Linked DNA regions of Homo sapiens: all the other regions are linked to region 2. Evidence: chromatin contacts called from ENCODE Hi-C or POLR2A ChIA-PET data. All regions are on one chromosome and are shown on one strand. Each heading gives the region's core, a stretch centred on a gene start or an enhancer-like site at or near the end of the contact. The rest is flanking DNA. Distances are from core to core; before and after follow the strand shown.

Evidence for each region. Hi-C counts contacts between places; a loop is a spot of excess contacts on that map. ChIA-PET counts read pairs that join two places held with the same protein, here RNA polymerase II (POLR2A). Pooled maps may share reads with other maps.
Region 1: a loop to region 2 is called in a pooled map, with 4 times the contacts of the local background. The contact joins the promoter of ITPA here to the promoter of PCED1A in region 2. A Hi-C loop is called at or near these places in 7 of 50 pooled maps. POLR2A ChIA-PET finds 5 or more read pairs at or near these places in 2 of 52 experiments (activated CD8-positive, alpha-beta memory T cell and activated T-cell).
Region 3: a loop to region 2 is called in a pooled map, with 6 times the contacts of the local background. The contact joins the promoter of LZTS3 here to the promoter of PCED1A in region 2. A Hi-C loop is called at or near these places in 5 of 50 pooled maps. POLR2A ChIA-PET finds 5 or more read pairs at or near these places in 4 of 52 experiments (PC-3, WTC11, activated B cell and 1 more).
Region 4: a loop to region 2 is called in a map of CD4-positive, alpha-beta memory T cell, with 13 times the contacts of the local background. The contact joins the promoter of ZNF343 here to the promoter of PCED1A in region 2. A Hi-C loop is called at or near these places in 2 of 168 maps with a recorded cell type or tissue (CD4-positive, alpha-beta memory T cell and naive thymus-derived CD4-positive, alpha-beta T cell), 1 of 37 single-sample maps with no recorded cell type and 15 of 50 pooled maps. POLR2A ChIA-PET finds 5 or more read pairs at or near these places in 2 of 52 experiments (activated T-cell and naive thymus-derived CD4-positive, alpha-beta T cell).

Annotation. Positions count from the first base shown.
Region 1 is chr20:3,205,893-3,210,798 of GRCh38, reverse strand. It overlaps ITPA (inosine triphosphatase), which reads right to left and starts at 1,301. Exons shown (of 8, transcript NM_033453.4): 1 at 1,182-1,301. The coding sequence starts at 1,247. RefSeq lists enhancers at 1,106-1,175, 1,058-1,706.
Region 2 is chr20:2,837,636-2,842,252 of GRCh38, reverse strand. It overlaps PCED1A (PC-esterase domain containing 1A), which reads left to right and starts at 1,598. Exons shown (of 8, transcript NM_022760.6): 1 at 1,598-2,042; 2 at 2,320-2,464; 3 at 2,982-3,061; 4 at 3,171-3,409; 5 at 3,507-3,657; 6 at 3,775-4,021. The coding sequence starts at 2,341. VPS16 (VPS16 core subunit of CORVET and HOPS complexes) reads right to left here and starts at 1,508. Exons shown (of 24, transcript NM_022575.4): 1 at 1,426-1,508. The coding sequence starts at 1,478. RefSeq lists enhancers at 700-1,231, 1,765-2,296, 3,773-4,072.
Region 3 is chr20:3,170,616-3,175,353 of GRCh38, reverse strand. It overlaps LZTS3 (leucine zipper tumor suppressor family member 3), which reads left to right and starts at 1,805. Exons shown (of 5, transcript NM_001365618.1): 1 at 1,805-1,899. It overlaps LOC107985414 (a long non-coding RNA gene), which reads right to left and starts at 1,664. Exons shown (of 2, transcript XR_001754477.2): 1 at 1,164-1,664. RefSeq lists a silencer at 1,582-1,921.
Region 4 is chr20:2,507,511-2,512,056 of GRCh38, reverse strand. It overlaps ZNF343 (zinc finger protein 343), which reads left to right and starts at 3,142. Exons shown (of 6, transcript NM_024325.6): 1 at 3,142-3,176. RefSeq lists enhancers at 1,721-2,316, 2,858-3,167, 3,818-3,877.

The DNA.
Region 1 (4,906 bases), core at 52-2,551, 370 kb before region 2:
GATTACAGGCGTGAGGCACTGCACTCGGGTTCCAGCTCCTTCTTTAAGTGAGGGCAATATTCTCAGCCAGAGGTTTGGGGTCTCATGCCCACTGTCCTGCATGGGCTCTGTTCAGGGTGGACTGCCTGACTGGTCTGGCCTCAGGATCCCAAACCTTTTTTCGGCAAAAGGCTCTGGTTCCTGAGAAGGCCACTCAGTCCTGGCACCAAAGTGACATCAGTCCCTCCCTACACTACAGGCAAATGTAGGTGTCCCTAGTGATTACACCCCACTGGTCTGCCTCAGACATATCCAGTGGGTGTCATCCTGATCCCCCACACATGACCCCCACTCCATGGCTATGGCTGATTGAACAGGGGCAAACTCTTGATTCAAGCAAAGCCAGTCGGAGCTGATATCTGGTAGAAGCCTCATTGTTCCATCCCCCAGCAGGGAAGAAAGGGGAAAGATATGAACAGGAATAGGGATCAGCATCCAGAGAGAACAAGGACAAGTCAGCTTCTTGAGAGAACTTCAGGTCCTGTGGGACACGATAACACTATATTCCCACAGGAGTCATCTGGTGGCTTACATGAGCTCCCTGTGTGTTTCTGTTACTTGCTAGCCACAAAGTCCCTGCAAACAGAAACTTTAGATCCACTGCCTCCTTTACTCCTCCTCTCTATAGCGCTGTGAAGCAAATGTCCTGCATCATCCCCATTTCACACACGCGAAAAGAGGTTAGAACATTTCAGGACGGTGGTGAGGCACGGACTGCTCAGTGTGGAACTCCGTCCCACGCCCTCTCTGGGTCCTGCTAGCCCTGGCCCAGCAGCGGGATGTGGATAAGTCCCAGAAGAGTGTCGGGACACTGGGTTGGGGTCTACTTCAATAGGTGACCTTCGGGGCGGTTGTTAAGAGCCCCGCTACTCCTCCGGGTCCCGCAGTCGCTGACCACACAAGCCCTGTGTCGGGATCTGTCGAGACCCTCGTTCCCTCGCCAACCCCGGGGCGCCCCGATTCTGCAGCCACTCCCTTCTTGCGCCCCAGCTTTTCCACACAGCCGGGTCAGGACCCATTCTTCCGGGCTGAATTCTGTTCTCTCTCCATGCCTCCTCCCACGTGCTTCCCTCCTCCCGGAAGCCCCTTCTCCGCCCTATTCCCAGCCGCCTCCCAGTTAGCCCCCAACACCCTCCCGGCACCTCCTCCAGCTTCTTGGCGTTCCCCGTTACAAACACGATCTTCTTCCCCACCAATGAGGCCGCCATGGTGATCCCCGGTTACCCAGCTGAGCCACCGAAAACTCCTTGGCGTCCAGTGACAGAAAACTTCCGGCTGGTGGCGGAAGTGAACGGCTCAGTTTCCGGCCAGGGGTCCCGGGGAAAGCCGACCCGGACCCCAAGGCGCGTATCGGGCGAGTGGGCTCGCGGTGGCGGCCTAGCCCACAGCGTCCGATTTGCTGGGGGCCTCCCGAGCCTGGAGACTGAGTGACCCACCCCTCCTGCCTAAGGGACGCTATCTTCAAGAACCGGAAGAGACCACTCCCACCCCCACCCCGCCCCTGCTTTCGCTCTTCTCTGCAATGGGGTCTCCGAAAGGAGAAGACTGCAGCCCTGTGACCCTGGAGGTTTGCGCTCTCCTATGCTGTCTCAAAAAACTGCCTCCTTCTAGGCAAGGGCTTCCAAACCCTCATCCTGATCTCACCTTCAGCCTTACCCGCCAGCTATGATCCACTCGACTGTGAACTTAAACTCGGCATAGCCTAAAACAAGCCCAAACTTCTCACCCGTTTTCACTCCTAGGCTTGAGAGCTCAGTATGTAGAGTTCCTCACTTCCTCATCCCTCCAGCCTCTCAAATCTATCACCCCTTCTCCGTGGCCACCGTTTCAGCCAGATCTTTGCATTCCAAACACAACAGAAAGTAGGAAGTGCCCTCTCAAAGGTGGGTCTGCTGAACCTCTGCTGATACTCTCTTTGCAGCAAGTCATCTGACCTCCCTCCTCCAGAGACTCAGCCCTCTGCCCCCCGCCTGGACCCCTGTGTCAGTACCTCTTGAATGGCCACTTCTGCCCATGGACAAGAAAGGGAGGGAGTCTGAGTTCTTACCAAGCTCCTCAGGCCATTCTGATGCTCATCAAAGTGTGGGAAAGCCCGGTGGCTCACGCCTGTAATCCCAGCACTTTGGGAGGCTGAGGCGAGTGGATCACCCGAGGTCAGGAGTTTGAAACCAGCCTGACCAACATGGAGAAACCCCATCTCTACCAAAAAGTACAAAATTAGCTGGGCATGGTGGTGCATGCCTGTAATCCCAGTTCAGAGAATTCAGGATTCAGGAGAATCGCCTGAATTCGGGAGGTGGGGGTTGCAGTGAGCGGAGATCGTGCCATCGGACTCCAGCCTGGGCAACAAGAGCAAAACTGCGTCTGAAAAAGAAAAAAAATGTGTGGGAACCACTGCTTTGGGTGGTGACCTGTTTTCTTTTATTGAAGTAGAAACACTAACCATTATGCAGAGTCCCTAGAGGAGTGGCCATGGGGATTTGGGGGCAGAGGAGGGCTTGGGGGACATCAGTTACCCCGAGGAGCCTGAAAAGAAGAAAAACAGCCCACCTTACATGGATGCCTTTCTTGGATCTTAGCCAGCTCAAGCCCCAGCTCAGGAAAACCTTCCCTGAGCTCCCTTTCATCTGCTTGCATAGCACTGACCTCTGCACTGCAAATAGATATTCATTTGTGTGATTCTGTTTTCTCTTCTAAAAATCCTAATGGTAAAAACCATATCTGTTTTTGCTCACCTCTCTTTTTCTTTTTTTTTTTTTTTTTTGAGACGGAGTCTTGCTCTAGTCACCTGGCCTGGAGTGCAATGGCATGATCTTGGCTCACTGCAACCTCTGTCTCCTGGGTTGAAGCGATTCTCCTGCCTCAGCCTCCTGAGTAGCTGGGACTACAAGCACCCCCCACGACGCCCAGCTAATTTCTGCATTTTTAGTAGAGACGGGGTTTCACCATGTTGGCCAGGCTGGTCTCGAACTCCTGACGTCGTGATATGCCCACCTCGGCCTCCCTAAGTGCTGGGATTACAGGCATCAGCCACTGTGTTTTGTTGTTGTTGTTGTTGTTGTTTTGAGATGGAGTCTTGCTCTTGTCGCCCAGGCTTGAGTGCAGTGGCACGATCTCGGCTCACTTCAACCTCCGACTCCCGGGTTCAAGGGATTCTCCTGCCTCAGCCTCCTGAGTAGCTGGGATTACAGACATGCACCACCACACCCAGTGAATTTTTGTACTTTTAGTAGAGGTGGGGTTTCACCATATTGACCAGGCTGGTCTCAAACTCCTGACCTCAGGAGATCCCTCCACCTCAGCCTCCCAAAGTGCTGAGATTACAGGCTTGAGCCACGGTGCCCAGCCTCACCTCTCATTCTTAAATCCCAGCTCCTGGTACATAGTAGGTGTTCTGTAATGTAAGATAACTAGCTTGGGCACAGTGGATCACTTGATCCCAGGAGTTCAAGACAAGCCTAGACAACATGGTGAAACCCAGTCTCTACAAAAAATACAAAAAATTAGTTGGGCTTGGGGGCACACACCTGTAGTCACAGCTGTTTAGGAGGCTGAGGTGGGAGGATCACCTGAGCCTGGGAAGTCGAGGCTGCAGTGAGCCAAGAGTGCCACTGTACTCTAGCCTGGGTGATGTGAGTGAGACCCTGTCTCAAAAAACCAACAAACAAAAAGATCACAACTGACATCTATAATTACAAGTCCATAGATAACTTTCTTTTTCATTCTTTTATTTATTTATTTTTTTTGAGATGGAGTCTTGCTCTGTTGCCCAGGCTGAAGTACAGTGGTGTGGTCCCGGCTCACTGCAACCTCTGCATATTGGGTTCGAGCAGTTCTCCCACCTCAGCCTCCTGAGTAGCTGGGACTCCAGGCATGCACCACCATGCCTGGTTAATTTTTGTATCTTTCTTCTTCTTTTTTTTTTTTTTTTGAGACAGTCTCACTCTGTCGCCCAGGCTGGAGTGCAGTGGCGCGATCTCAGCTCACTGCAAGCTCCGCCTCCCGGGTCCCCACCATTCTCCTGCCTCAGCCTCCCAAGTAGCTGGGACTACAGGCGCCCACCACCACGCCTGGCTAATTTTTTTGTATTTTTAGTAGAGACGGGGTTTCACCGTGTTAGCCAGGATGGTTTTGATCTCCTGACCTCGTGATCCGCCTGCCTCAGCCTCCCGAAGTGCTGGGATTATGGGCATGAGCCACCACACCCGGCTAATTTTGTATTTTTAGTAGAGATGGGGTTTCTCCATGTTGGTCAGGCTGGTCTCAAATTCCCGACCTCAGGTGATCCACCCACCTCGACCTCCCAAAGTGTTGGTTGGGATTGTAGGCGTGAGCCACGGTGCCCAGCTTTTTTTTTTTTTTTTTTTTTTTTGAGACTGAGTCTCACTCTGTTGCCCAGGCTGGAGTGCAATAGTGTGATCTCGGCTCACTGCAACCTCTGCCTCCCGGCTTCGAGAGATTCTCCTGCCTCAGCCTCCCAAGTAGCTGGGATTACAGGCACCCACCACCACGCCAAGCTAATTTTGTATTTTTAGTAGAGACAGGGTTTCACTGTGTTTGTCAGGCTGGTCTCAAACTCCTGAGTTCAGGTGATCCACCCACCTCAGCCTCCCAAAGTGCTGGGATTACAGGTGTGAGCCACCTCGCCCAGCCCATATTTTTTCTTTTTCTTTTTCTTTCTTTCTTTCTTTTTTTTTTTTTTTTGAGACAGAGTCTTGCTCTGTCGCTCAGGCTGGTGTGCAGTGGTGCAATCTTGGCTCACTGCAACGTCCGCCCCCTGGGTTCAAGTGATTCTCCTGCCTCAGCCTCCCGAGTAGCTGGGATTACAGGCATGTGCCACCACGCCCCACTCATTGTTTGTATTTTT
Region 2 (4,617 bases), core at 349-2,848:
ATCGGTCCCTACACCCTCAAACTTCTGGGCTCCAGTGATCCTCCTAACTCAGCCTCTCCAGTACCTGGGACTATAGGAACATGCCACAAAGCTCGGCCCAGTAAAATATTTTTAAAAAACTTTAATGGGCAATTATTACATAGCAAGCACTGTTCTAAATATGCACTGGTGATAAAGAGAAGCAAGAAACATGCTTTTGGCCGGGCTCAGTGGTTCACGCCTGTAATCCCAGTACTTTGGGAGGCCAAGGTGGATAGATTGCTTAAGGTCAGAAGTTCAAGACCAGCCTGGCCACCATGGTGAAACCTCACCTCTAGCAAAAAATACAAAAATTAGCCGGGCGTGGTGACAGGGGCCTGCAGTCTCAGCCACTCGGGAGGCTGAGGCAGGAGAATCCCTTGAACCCGGGAGGCGGAGGTTGCAGTGAGCCGAGTGCCCCTGCACTCCAGCCTGGGCAACAGAGGAAGACTCTGTCAAAAAAAAAAAAAATGCTTTCAGCCCTGAAGGAGCCTGGTTTAGCAGAAGAAACCTATACAAATGTCGCCTAAATATACAAATAGACCATACCTAAAAGACCCTAGCACTGGGCCCAGTGAGGCCCACAGGATTCTATTGGGGGAGAATCAGGCACAGTTCCAGAAAGAACCCTTGAACTACTAAGTCCTGAAGGATGCGCAAAATTCTTCAGTGAGATAAAGAGAGAAATGGCAGTATCCACAGAAACTGCAGACTGGTTAGGGCCTTGTAATTCTGCGCAGCTGGAACGCAAGATTTGGGTAGGAGAGCGGTAGATGAGGTTGGAGAGACAAACGGGCTGCCTTACAGATAGACGTTCCACGAGAAGTTCGTAGTTTTTCCTATTAGGGAAGCTATGGGAAAATCCTAATCTGGGTAACGATGTAACGGGTTTACACTTTAGAAAAATCCGTGGTTTAGGACTCTACAACTCCCATGGGCGGGCTGCCCTAACCCAGGGGTTCCCACTTCCGCTGTTCCGGGATTCACGGACGACTCGCCCCCTTTTCCCAGCCTTGGTCAGCACTGTTACCCCGCCCGCCGTGCGATCCCGCCCCCCTCGGAGCGCCCCTGTGGTCTGACTTCAGCAGCACTTTCCGGCAGGAGACTGGGCACTCGCTGTCACCCGCGAGCTGCCTCCCTCAGCGAGATCTGAGCATCTTTCCGGAGGCTAACAGACCTGGGCTTCGGGGTGACCACTGTGCTTGCCTCAGTTTCCTTTTCTGGAGCAGGGGAAGGCCCGGCTCCCTGCCCAAAGGCGGCTGTGCGCTAAGTGGCAGACGCTCGGGGAGAGCCGGCGCGGGGCGGACCCCAGCGCCAGTAGTGACAGGGGCGAACGCCGCCGGGAGACTCCAGCCGGCGGGCGAGCAGGGTAAGCCAGGCCGTGGGCGGGAGGGCGGGGCAGCTCACCGGTAAAAGGCAGAGTCCCCGAGTGGGTTCCAGTTCGCCGTGTAGCAGTCCATGGCTGGTGCAGACGGCAGCTGGGAAGCACCGAGGGGACACCCACCTAGAGCGGGCTCCAGGCCGGCACTTCCGCTTCCGCCCGTCCGGGTCACGTGGCGAGGCCGCCGCCGCGGCCATCACCACTGTGGGCAGCCTCACTTGGCTGCCGCCCCGAGACCCCAGCCCGTACCTGGGCTTCGCGCCCGCCAAGTGGGCCCAGCCCTGGCTCCTGCGCCCTGTGGCGGCCACCTCCATCGCCTTGCTTTCCCTTCGGGCACTGGGGGTCGCTCAGGGCGGGACATGGGTGAACGGAAGTGGAAGCTGTGAGCGTCGCAGCCCGAGGCGCCGAGGCCTGAGGCGCCGTCGGGGCCACAGCGACGCTCGCATGGAGAGCGCTGGGCGCTGGGCTGTGCACCGACGGCTAACCTGGACCCACGGTCTCTGCGGGGCGGGAGCTTTGCAGAACCGACTGGCCGACTGGGGCGCGGGAACATGAGGCTTGGCTAGGAGCCCGCTGCGGGCCAGGCGCGCGGTGCGCAGGCATACCCGGGTCGCGGGTGAACACCGCGGAGCCCCGGGACTTGGTAATTGGCGCGAGCGGGTGCGCGCATGCGCGGGACGGCGGCGGGCACGTGGCGAGGCGCAGGGCGGCGCCGCGCGGGAAGCTCCCCAGTGCCCTGGAGGCCTGCTGGCTGGACGACCCCCTGCCTCTGGTACCAAGTGTGACCAAGGCTGGCGCCACCATGGCTCTGCTGCCGTCACCTCCTCCCTTTAGCATTGAGCAGCCCCGGAGGGGCTAGCCCTGAGGCTGACCTGCCCAGAGTCCCCACCATCGCGCTGCTTAGTGGCCTCTCCCTGCAGCCTGTCGTTGCTGGTGGCGGCATGGTCTTCTGTCTGTCGAGCGAGGAGCCGCGCCGCCCGCTGCGAAGCGACATGGTCCACTTCCAGGCCTCGGAAGTCCAGCAGCTGCTACACAACAAGTTCGTGGTCATCTTGGGGGACTCCAGTGAGTGCCTCTTCTAGGGTGACGCTTCCAGTCCCACACCTTGCAGCCCGTTCAGTGTGTCTGGACCATTTGTTTCCATCTCACATCTCTTGTCTGTCTTCTGGTCTGTTCCGTCCAGTAGGTTTTCTCTTTTTATGTCCCACACATCTTCCACAGGAGTCCTGACAGGTGTAATAACCTGTGCACTTTTTAGCCCATCCTTGCTCAGCATTTCTCGCCCTGACAGCTCCCCATAATTTCCATCACGAAAGCGTTGCATTGTGTAGTGTGTCTCCTGGGTGACTTGGCCGACTTAATTTCTGCCAGGTGATCTTGGGTCACTGTATACTGCTGGCCAGGAGGCACACAGAACAGAGGCAATGCCAGGACTTTTTAACCTCATCTTTTCTCCTGCGTCTAAGTCAACCACAGAGCTGGTGTCGGGCACCTCAGCCCTGGGAAAATGGGGTCCTGGACTTGGAAGGAGCTGGGGCAGGCTGAGGTCTGCCTCAGCCTTGGGATCTCTGTCTCCTCCCAGTTCAGAGGGCTGTGTACAAGGACCTGGTGCTCTTGCTCCAGAAAGACTCACTGCTCACAGCTGCCCAGCTGAAAGCCAAGGTGAGGGAAGCTTGGTGGCCATGTCAGTGGTGGGTGGGCACAGACCCTGGCCTGGCAGGGTTCTCCTCCCTGGCATGGGTCTGACCAGTAGGGTGGGGGGGGTGGGTAGGGGGAGCTGAGCTTTGAACAGGACCAGCTGGTGGCTGGGGGCCAGCTGGGCGAGCTGCACAACGGGACACAGTATCGTGAGGTCCGCCAGTTCTGCTCGGGCTCTGGCCACCACCTTGTGCGCTTCTACTTCCTCACTCGTGTTTACTCCGAGTACCTTGAGGATGTTCTGGAAGAGCTGACATATGGACCTGCCCCGGACCTGGTGATCATCAACTCCTGCCTCTGGGATCTCTCCAGGTTGGGGCGAGGGAAAGGGGAATACTGGTTGGGGCTGGAAGTACGGCTGAGGCAGTCCACCCTTGTGCTCTTGCCCACCCTGTGTGTTATCCAACAGATATGGTCGCTGCTCAATGGAGAGCTACCGGGAGAACCTGGAGCGGGTGTTTGTGCGCATGGACCAAGTATTGCCAGACTCCTGCCTGCTGGTGTGGAACATGGCGATGCCCCTCGGGGAACGTATCACTGGGGGTTTCCTCCTGCCAGAGGCAAGTGACTGAGGCCCATCAGGACAAGAGATGGGATAGCAGACTGGTAGATAGGACACCCTGCTTTCAGACCCTGCTGCGTTCTGTGGCTCTTAGAGGCTGCACTTTCTCACTTAGCTCCAGCCCCTGGCAGGCTCCCTGCGGCGGGATGTGGTTGAAGGGAACTTCTACAGTGCTACGCTGGCCGGGGACCACTGCTTTGATGTCCTAGACCTCCACTTTCACTTCCGGCATGCAGTACAGCACCGTCATCGGGATGGTGTCCACTGGGACCAGCATGCACACCGCCACCTCTCACACCTGCTTCTGACCCATGTGGCTGACGCCTGGGGCGTGGAGCTGCCCAAGCGTGGCTATCCCCCTGGTGAGCCCTACCATAAGTGGGGGGGTAGTGATGCACTGGGGCCCTCAGAGGACAGGGCTCAGAAACAGAATGGGACACAGCCACTCAAGGGAAGTAGAGGTCCCTTGAAGGACTCCTGTGGCTTCTGCATGCACCTTCCTCAACCCCTGAGGAGGGTTAGATCATCGGAGCAATATTCTTGTCCAAGTTCCAGTTTTCTACAGTCTGGCTGTGTAGTCATTTCTGTGTGCTTGAAGGAGCTTGTACAAGTATTGACCACATAAGGCAGCATGTTGCAAGGGTCCTACCCAACAGATTAACAGGAAAGAAATGGGGCATGGGTGTGAGGAGTGGAAAGACAGGGAGGAAGGGCCATCCAGGCAGTGTGGCAGAAGCAAAGAAGCCCACAGCTGGGGGGTGGGGGTACAGTCAACTGGCAGGGTGTGGAACAGGGATGTTGCATCGGGAAGGCCAGCCTTATGGACTTGGGCTCAATGGACAGTGTTCCATAGGCTTCTTAGTTCAGCCTCAGAGTCCCACTGTGACTGGTGCAGCTTGGTGTAGCTCTCCTCGGGCCCCATCTCTGGGCCTTTGGTGGAGGCTTCTGAGGGCCCCAC
Region 3 (4,738 bases), core at 556-3,055, 330 kb before region 2:
GCTACAAAGAAGACCTCTTTTGTTTCTGGAAAATTAATAGATAAGGCCCATATTGATTTATACTGGCAAAATGTTTGACTTTTGAGGGTAAAGAAAAACCCTTGCAAGCACCAAGCAAACTGCTGACCTTAAACAGACAAACCCAGCTTTGCATTTTCAGTGCCAGAAGACAATGAAATAAAGACAAGAGTTTTGAGGGGGAAAGCTTGAGACTCAAGAATCCTATAAACAGGAAATCATTATAAAGGCATTCTCACCTAAGGCAAAGGCTTAGGAAATACAACATTCCAGAGTCCTCCCTGAAATCACCAGTCATGTGAGAGATGGGTCCAAATGAGGAATAGAAAAATTAGAGCACAAAAAACCGGCAGTAACATTGAAACCAATTAAACAGAGTTGGCAAAAGCCAAAAACAAGGATTGAAAAAGAATGTTGTGGCTTAAAAAAAAAGTGTAAACAAAAGTTAGGTCTGTCGTCCTGATTAAGTGGACAAATATAAGTAGTGAGGGCGGCAGGTAGGAGGCAGAAAAGCACACAAAATTTCTCATGGGGGAATATAAAAACGAATTATTTGTCACTGACTTTACTAATGTGTGAAATGTAAACTATTTTCATTTGATAAATCTAAAGGCAGCCGCGAGAAGAATTAAAAATACTTTCTGCCTTGAAAATCACGATAGAAGATAAAAGCAAATGTGGGAAAATTCAGAAAACAGGAATAAATAAAAACTATAGAATACGAAGTCGTAAGACCAAACACAACACCTATAAACAGCAGAGACGTAATGCGTTAAATCCCAGCCAGAGCAGAGGCGCTGCAGTTCTTAGGGCAGACCCTGGTGCCTCCAGGCTTTTGCTAGTGCTAAACTCTCGGCTAGGCTTGCCTCCCTACCCTATTCAAGGCTGAGGCCTCAATTCAAGGCCGACTCCCTCCTCCCGGCAGTCCTCCCGGGCCGCCCTAGGCTGAGTGAGCACTCCCCACAGTGAACGCTGCCCGCGCGGGCGAGGCCGGCGCTCCGGGTCCGGTACGAAGTCCCACCTCACTCCCTCTCACCCCGGGTTACAGCGTGTGGTCTGGGGCCACGCGTTACGCCAGGCGCGGGGCACAGGGTGAAAGCGTTCAATCCTGCTGGAGTGTAATGTGTATTTTTTCCCCGTCGCACCTTCCAGACGGTGATCCAGTGTGAGCAGCAAGTTTCAAATCGTCTCCGTTTGGTCACGAACGGAGTTTACTGCCCCTCGACGCCTCCCGCACGACAGCCCGTGGTCCTCGCGCCCGGGCGGGTCGTTGCTCGGCCGGGCGGATCCACCCGCGACGGCTCGTCCCGACCCCTCCCTAGCGGACTTGCAAGGTCTCAGGGCGTCCGCTGGGAGGCCGCGTCCCGAAGAGCTGGCGCGGGAGAGGAATGGGGCTCGGGGCTCCGAGTCGGGAGCCCCTTCCCCCAAGCAAGAGGGGCTCCTCCTCCTCTTCCTAGACGTGGGATTCAGGGAGGGCGCGGTTCCATTGGATTTGTTGCAGAGGAACGACTGGGCCTGAGCCCAAGCCCAAGGGCCTGGGGGGTAACGAGCGATGAGCAGAGGGGCTCGCGGCGGACTTGCTGCGCCCTAGAGAGGGTGAGGCTGAGGGGTCCCACGCGCGGGCGGGGCGCAGCGACGAAGGGGTTAAGGCGCCTCACCCCGCCCCAGCCCGGGCATTGGCTGCCCTGGGGGGCGTGGCCGGAGGGCGGGCTCGCGTTTGCCGCAGCCGCTGGTGGGCGGGGCTCGGGCGGGGAGCAGGAGGGGCGCGGAGCGGAGCCGGGCCCGCGCAGCGCGCCCCGCCGGGCGTGCTTCGGGCTGCGCCAGCAAGCGGGGCCGGTGGCGCCCGTGTCGGAGACCCCGCGCCGGACCCTGAGGCAGCGAGTAAGTGAGGCAGGCCCATCGTGGCATCCCTCCCGGCTCCGACCTGCCGCCGTGCCTGCTGCACTGCGCGGCATGTCTGACCTGACCCGGACTGGGTAGGGGGCGCGTCCCGCTGCTAGGGTCCCAAGGGGGAGGGGAGCGGAGAGGAGGCGGATGATGTCATGGATGCTTCGCCCGGCCTGGGGGGAGGTGGCGGCCAGAGGGGGTGCGGCTCGGATTATGTCACCTCTTCCCTCTGCGCCCCGCCCCCCGGGGCCACACGCGTTGGTGGGGAGCCTGGGGAGGTGCGGGCGGGGTTTCCCCCATCGCAGGGACTCCCAGGTCCTGTGGCCTGTGGCTGGGGTCTCTATCAGTTGGCTCTGCGGGCCGTGGGCTGCTGGTGAATGGCGACCCCCCCTCCCACCCCCAGCAGAAGCTCGTGTGTGCGCGCGTGTGTGTGCTCGGGGTGGAGGGGGCGCTCTCGGCCCCCTCAGTCCTGAAACACTGGCTTCATCAGAGCCAGTAGCTAGGTGATGGGCCCATTCCGCTGCCAGTGCTTAGGCCACCGAGGGAAGACGGATCTCCCCTCACTCATCCCAACCAAGAAGTTCTGGATATCTCTGCACCCCAAAAGCCCTGCAGTGCCCCCAGATCCCTTTCCTCCCTCAGTCCTGCTTCCTGGAAACCCCTCCTGCTCTCCCTGCCCGGATTCACTGCCTCTTTGCATTGCCCATAACTAGCATTCCCACAGGCATTTGCCCTGCATTTCCTTGGTGCAGGGCCCAGAGACCCCCAGGACTCTGCCCTCTGTGCTCCTGGGAAACCTATAGGCCAGCCCTGGGGAGGCCTCAGAGTGAAATCTCCCTGGGGTGTCCTCAGCCAAGTGCTCCAAGATGCCCCCTCTGGGGGGTGGAGATCAGGGATGCTGTCCTGAGGCCAGCCTTTGAACTGGTCTAGAAGCATGTAGGATGGGCACAGAGAGCTGGCAAGAGCTTGTGTGTGAAGTAGAGAGGGGCTCAGGTCAGGGTAGATAGAGGAGGGGCATCAGGAGAGTCCTTGGGGACCCTGCTGCAAGCTCTGCTCTGGTTCTGGGGACCAAGAGGAATACCAGGCATTTCACCCATCATACATTTACTTCTTAAAATGCCTGCAATGTAGGTGTGAGAACCCGAGGTGAAATAACCTGCATGAGGTTGCACCCCTAATCAGTCAAGCTGGGATTTACACTTGGAGCTGATGCTGCCAGAACTCTGTCTACTGCACTTGGTCTTGCTCATGGAAGGATTTGGACAGAGCAGGGGCAAGATCAGCTTTGCCCTTTAGAAGGAATCCCCTGGCAGCTGCCTGGGGGAGGGAGTGCAGGAGAAGAAAGTCCATTGAGGAGCCCCCAGCAGGGGTGCTGGATGGAGGGGCTGGCTAGAGATTTTTAGGAGATAGAATGGGCTGGGGTTGGGGCCTCTGAGACCCCAAGTGTTCCTAGCTTTGGGAGAGACACAGGTTGAGGGGTGGGTTGGAGGTACCTGTACATGTAACTGTCAGGTAGAGTCCGTTTGGCCCCCTCATGACGCTAATACTGTGTATAATGCCCCAGGCACTGAGGGCTGAGGTGACAGAGATCGAGGCAGTCAGGCAACAGGCTGTCATCTCAGGGTGGTGCACTGATGCCAGGAGGCTGCCTTTGCAGACCATGCTCAGTTACCTGGACTAGTTCAGGACCGTGACCTTTCCTCTCAGTTCAGTTCCTGCTTACCAGGGAAACATCCCCTTCCTTGTCCTGCCGGTGTCCTGCTGGGATTTTTTTTTTTTTTTTTTTGAGGGGGTATCTCACTCCGTTGCCCAGGCTGCTGGAGTGCAGTGGCGCAATATCACTGCAACCTCCACCTCCTGGGTTCAAGCGATTCTCATGCCTCAGCCTCCCGAGTAGCTGGGATTACAGACACGCACCACGACGCCCGGCTATCTGCTGGGATTTTGTGGAAAGAAGCTGCAGCAGCCAAAGCTTGGGAGAGACAAGGGGCAGGGCATGCTTGCAAGGGGTTAACCATGACAGGTTACAATTACGACAAGAAGCTCTTTAGGCAGTGAGGCTCCAGAGAGAGCTTCTGTGGGTTGATAGTCAAGCATTCCCCAGGTAGAGCACGGAGAAAGGAGGCTCAGGACAATGGTCCTGGGACCTTGTTTCCATCCACGACTCGAGGCATCTGAGACTTGCTAGGGACTACACACACTCTAGAGAAACAGTAGGGGAGAGTGGCCTATGACCAGCCCCAACCTATGCTCAGGTTGTCCTTTCCCGGATCTCAGAGAAGGTGTACTACATGTTTGTATTGCCCCTTATAGTTTACAAAGCACCTTCCCAAACATTATACCCTGTCACTCAAGGTCAACATGATCACTGTTGAGGTTTATTCCTGCCCAGATCCAGGTATCTGGTGCAGTCACCTTGCTATCCCCTTGCCTAGATCTTTCATCTCACTATTGGCAACTTCCCTCAGCATATTAACACACAGGTTTCTACCATGGTTAATTTTAAAATTAAAAAAGCCCTTGAATCTCAAACCTCCTTAAATAACTGTCTTCTCTTTTAGCAGGAACTCTGCCATGTCTTTCTCTGCACTCCTCTAGCCTTGTGGACTGCCTTTGTTTTGTACCACTTTTTTTGTTCTGTTTTGTTTATTTGTTTGAGAGGGAGTCTTGCTCTGTCACCTATGCTGGAGTGCAGTGGTGCGATCTTGGCTCACTGCAACCTCCACCTCCTGGGTTCAAGCCATTCTCCCGCCTCAGCCTCCTGAGTAGCTGGGATTACAGGCATGCACCACCACACCCAGCTAATTTTTTTGTATTTTTAGTAGAGGCAGGG
Region 4 (4,546 bases), core at 1,893-4,392, 330 kb after region 2:
ATTTTCTTATTTTCAAATCGTTTGTTAGTTATAGAAATGTAGTGTTTACTATATACAAGATCACATCATCTGTGAATAGAGATAGTTTTACTTCTTCCTTTCCCATTTGGATGGCTTTTCTTTTTCTTGTCTAATTGCTATAAATAGACCTTCCAGTACAATGTTGAATAGAAGTGGCAAAAGTAAGCATCCTTGTCTTGTCACTGACCTTAGGGGAAGAGTTTTCAGTTTTCACCATTGAGTATGATGTTAGCTGTGGGTCTGTCATAATTGCATCCCATGCTGTGAATGTAGGCTTTGAGACTGCTGAAGAGCCAGGGAGGAAAGCAGGGCGAGGGGCAAGTAAAACATTGCAAAATTTTCCTAATTTTCTCTTTTATGAATAGACTTCATTTTTAGATGAATTTTATGTCCATAGCAAAATTAAACAGAAGGGACAGAGATTTCCCATTGATGTCACCTCTGTCCTTGTATTTTTAATTCAACTGTTCCATAGATTTTATTCACGTGATGAATAACAGTCACATGGAGCACAGAGGGATGCTGAGGGAGGGCTCCAGATCAAGGGCTGGATTTGAAACTGTCCCAATTGTCCCACAGAATTGATGTTTATGGTTTCTTTGAATAAACAGAAATTGGTCCTTCCAGGCCAGGTGCGGTGGCTCATGCCTGTAATTCCAGCACTTTGGGAAGCTGAGGTGGGAGAATCACCTGAGCCTAGGAGTTTAAGATCAGCCTGGGCAACATGGTGAAACCCCATCTCTACAAAAAATTAAAAAATATTGCCAGGTGTGGTGGCATGTGCCTGTAGTCCCAACTACTCGGGGCTGAGGTGGAAGACTCACTTGAGCCCAGGAGGTTGAGGCTACATGAGCGGTGATCATGCCACCGCACTCTAGCCTGAATGACAGAGCAAGTCCCTGTCCAAAAAAAAAAAAAGAAAGGAAAAGGAAAGAAAAGAAATGGATTCCCCCAGTCTTAAAACTTGAGAAGGTCACATTTGTCCTGAGTTCCTTTCTCAGGAAAACCAAACATCAGGCCTCCCAGATAGTATCAAGGAGCTGCAACTTACCAAATCATTGCATGTGGACAATGAGAACCCACACTCCTCATCAGTCATATTGCCTAACCAATCACCTCCTTCCTGTTCCAACTTACCTCTCCCTAATTTCTGTTTTCCCACACATAGTTACATTTCTTCCCTGCTATACAAACCCCTGATTTTGGTCAGTCAGGGAGATGGATGTGAGACTGATCTCCCATCTTCTTGGCTGCAGCACTCAATTAAGGCCTTCTTCCCTTGCAATACTCGTCTCAGTGATTGGTTTTCTGACTGGCAACCAGCAGGACCTAGACCCAACCCCTGGTGTTTCAGTAACAGATTCTGCCCAGTACTAACACGGCAGCCTCCAAGACAAGAGAAGGGAATTGGTCCTTTCTGTGAAAGGCAGGACAGAATATCAAGAAATGTTTGTCTGTCTCCTGGCTCACAACGGCCTTGGGGCCATGTTCTCTATCTCCTGAGTACTGGAGAACAGAGAAGCCTCAGAAGGCTGATATTGGGAAGGTGAAAAGAAATAAGAAGATGGAAGGAGGTGTTGGAGAAAATAAAAACAAAATCTCCTGCTAACCCAGAAAATCCCCTTCACAAACGTAGAAAAGAAGGAGAACAGTTTTATTACCAAATAATATTGAACTGGACTGGGAAGCACATTGTAGACAATCTGCTAATCAGATGCCAGACAGAAAGAGATCTTACTTTTTATCTAGTTGGGCAGATACAATCTATTACAAACATGTCCTCAAAATTAATGGTAATTTGCCCCCTTGTAAGAGGATTTGACATTGTTTGCTATACAATTTTTCATAATTCATTCTAAATTCACCTGGTAATTGGAGTAGCCATCTACACTAGTTAATTGCCTTTATCAAAAAGAAAAAATAAAACTTTTATCTGTGACAAGCGGGCAGTTACGAGTTTGGAGCTAGGCACCTAAGCTAAACTCCCAAGGTGACAGGGAGATAAGGGCACTATCTTCTTCACTGTTTACATTTCAAAGAGATGGCTCATCAGGCCTTTGGGGGAAACATTCCTCTTTTGTAAAGTTGGCAGGTGCTTATTCAGCCTTTCAAAAGTATCAGGTACATATCAAAGGAGCACTTATACATAGATTTCTCATGGAAATACTCCAAGGGCGTGAGGTCAGGTTTATTTCCCCTTCAGTAACAAGTAAAATTTAATTCAATTTGTATTTGCCATTAAGATTTAAACGCGCCTCCTATGAGCTGAAGGTCTGATCTGCAAACCCCTAATTGCCGTGTTGCAGAAGGTACCAGCGTAGCCCAGTTTTAAAAATATTATTAGTTTTAAAATATATACATTTAACTCCTGGGCTCAAGCCATCCTCCAGCCTCAGCCTCAGCCTCCCTCGGGGTTACAGGAATCCCAGGCGCGCGCCACCACGCCCGGCTCTAGTAGCCCAGATCTGAACCGGGATCTTAGATAAGAGGCCAGAGAGCCAGACTCCAGCCTGAGTGAAGCTTCCACCCTCCAGAAACTGGATGAGAGTCTGTCCCTAACTTTGAGGACTTCGACAAGAAAGGTGACTACAGGCCACCCACAGGAGTGCACTGGTGTTGAGGGTAAGGGTTCAACTGAGACGCTGGGAGGCGGCTTTGCCCTGCCTGTGTGTCACAGGCAACACGAAGTCGAATCTACATAGTGCTCACGCAAGGTAGTTCGCGTGCTATGGAGCCTCAGCCCAGGGAATTCAGGTGGTCCGGTGCAGTAAACTCTGTACCCAACACACGCCTGACAGACAGCGCATTGCTCCCGCTAGATTCGCCAATCGGAAATGACTTCTCTCGTTGACCCCAGCTTCCGGAAGCGCCTGCGGAAGCTGCCGCAGAGGCTTGTGGGGAGTGTAGTCTTTTTTTTGCAGAATGGGCCAAGGGGACAGAGACTTCACTCGGGAGCCAGAACCTGTTTTCAACATGGGTATTTTAAGAAGAGACGGAGAGGCTGTCACTGCAGTGGTCACTGTCCTGGAAAAGTAACCGTTGCACGGCCCAGAAGTGGCTCTGTGGCGGCCAATGGGAGCCGAAGCCTGCGAGGATGTTGGGAATTGTAGTTCTGGCGTCGGTCGGTGGCCGAGATCCCGGGCACGCTGGCTCTGGTGAGCGCGGCCTCCGCGGCTCCTTGGCCCCAGGATGCCCTCTCTCGTGGGGAAAGGAGGGTCGGGAAAGGCCGAGCGTAGGTTAGGACGCGGGGTAGAGTGTGGCCAATGGGGAGTGCGGGTTGGAGATATTTGGTTTTTGGAGGAGAGGGCGCAGCTCGCGGTGCTCATTGGGGCGAGGCGATGGGGTGAGCCCCTGCTTGCCCGGACCTCCGCGGACCTTTTTTCCCCCCGGGGGGACGAGAGTGACCTAGAACTCTAATGCCTGTCTTGAACCAGGCGGGATTATTCTGGGTCAACCAGTTTTCGAATACGGAGGGCGGCCCCAGTCGTGCGTCCTGGGGTTTATTTGGGCTGTGGGGTTGAGTTCTGCCAGGGCCAAATGGACCAACATCCCCGCGGCTGGGGTGGGGACGTGGCTAGGTCCGCACATCCCTGGGTGGTTTTTGGCTGGGGAGCGTCTTGAGTCCTGCATCACCGAGTTTTTCTGTTTTTTGGGTGGGGCTGGATATGTCCCGAGTGGTGACCGGGGTGGTTAGGGGGAGGCCGTCTCAGGCCTTGATGCTTGATGGACCTTGGTTTATTAGGGGTTGGGGGGTTGGAAGTGGAGGTGAGCTTGACGTGGTCAAAATATCCTGAGAGGGCCTGGGCGAGTGTCTTGGGTCAGGAGTCCCTGGGGTTTTTAGGGAGGTGAGGGAGGTTTCGTCCTCTGATAGTGGTGGGCTGTATCACTCTGACAGGCATCTAGGCAGCTCTTTTGAATGGGGGCAGGTCTTTTCTCTGGGACCTGTTGTCTCAAGGTGTGTCATGTGGGAGGTGCCCCCTGTGCTTTGTGGCAAAGTTCCTGGGTTTGGTCGTCATCTGGGTGGCCCGTCTGGCTGACTCCTTTCCTGGACTGCTTTTCCCTCACATGTTAGGGCCAAACATCTGGTTTGGGGCTGTGAAGGGTTAGGTCTGGTGGGGAACTCTGACGGCTTCTAGTTAACAATCCAAATCACTTCCGGCATATGGTGAGTTCTGGATATCAGGCGTTTAATTTTATTTTTAATTTTTTCGTAGGGACAAATTTTAAACCTACCTAGTAGAGCTATTCAGTGAACTGCCACGGACCTGTCACCAGATTCCACATTTGTTAACTCATGGCCAATTTTGTTTCATCTACATCCCCTCAACCCTATGTGTGGATACACTTTGAGAATTGTCAGACCCCACAGGGATTGGCCATTGCTGACATCATTACTGGCCCAGCTGGCTAAGCGTGTGGCGCTCCACAGCTAGACTTCAAATCTAGGCACTTTCTAGCATTGTCAATTTGAGGAAGGTGTAGAACTCATGGAGCTTTGGGGAGGTAAAACTTGCATGGTGTCTGG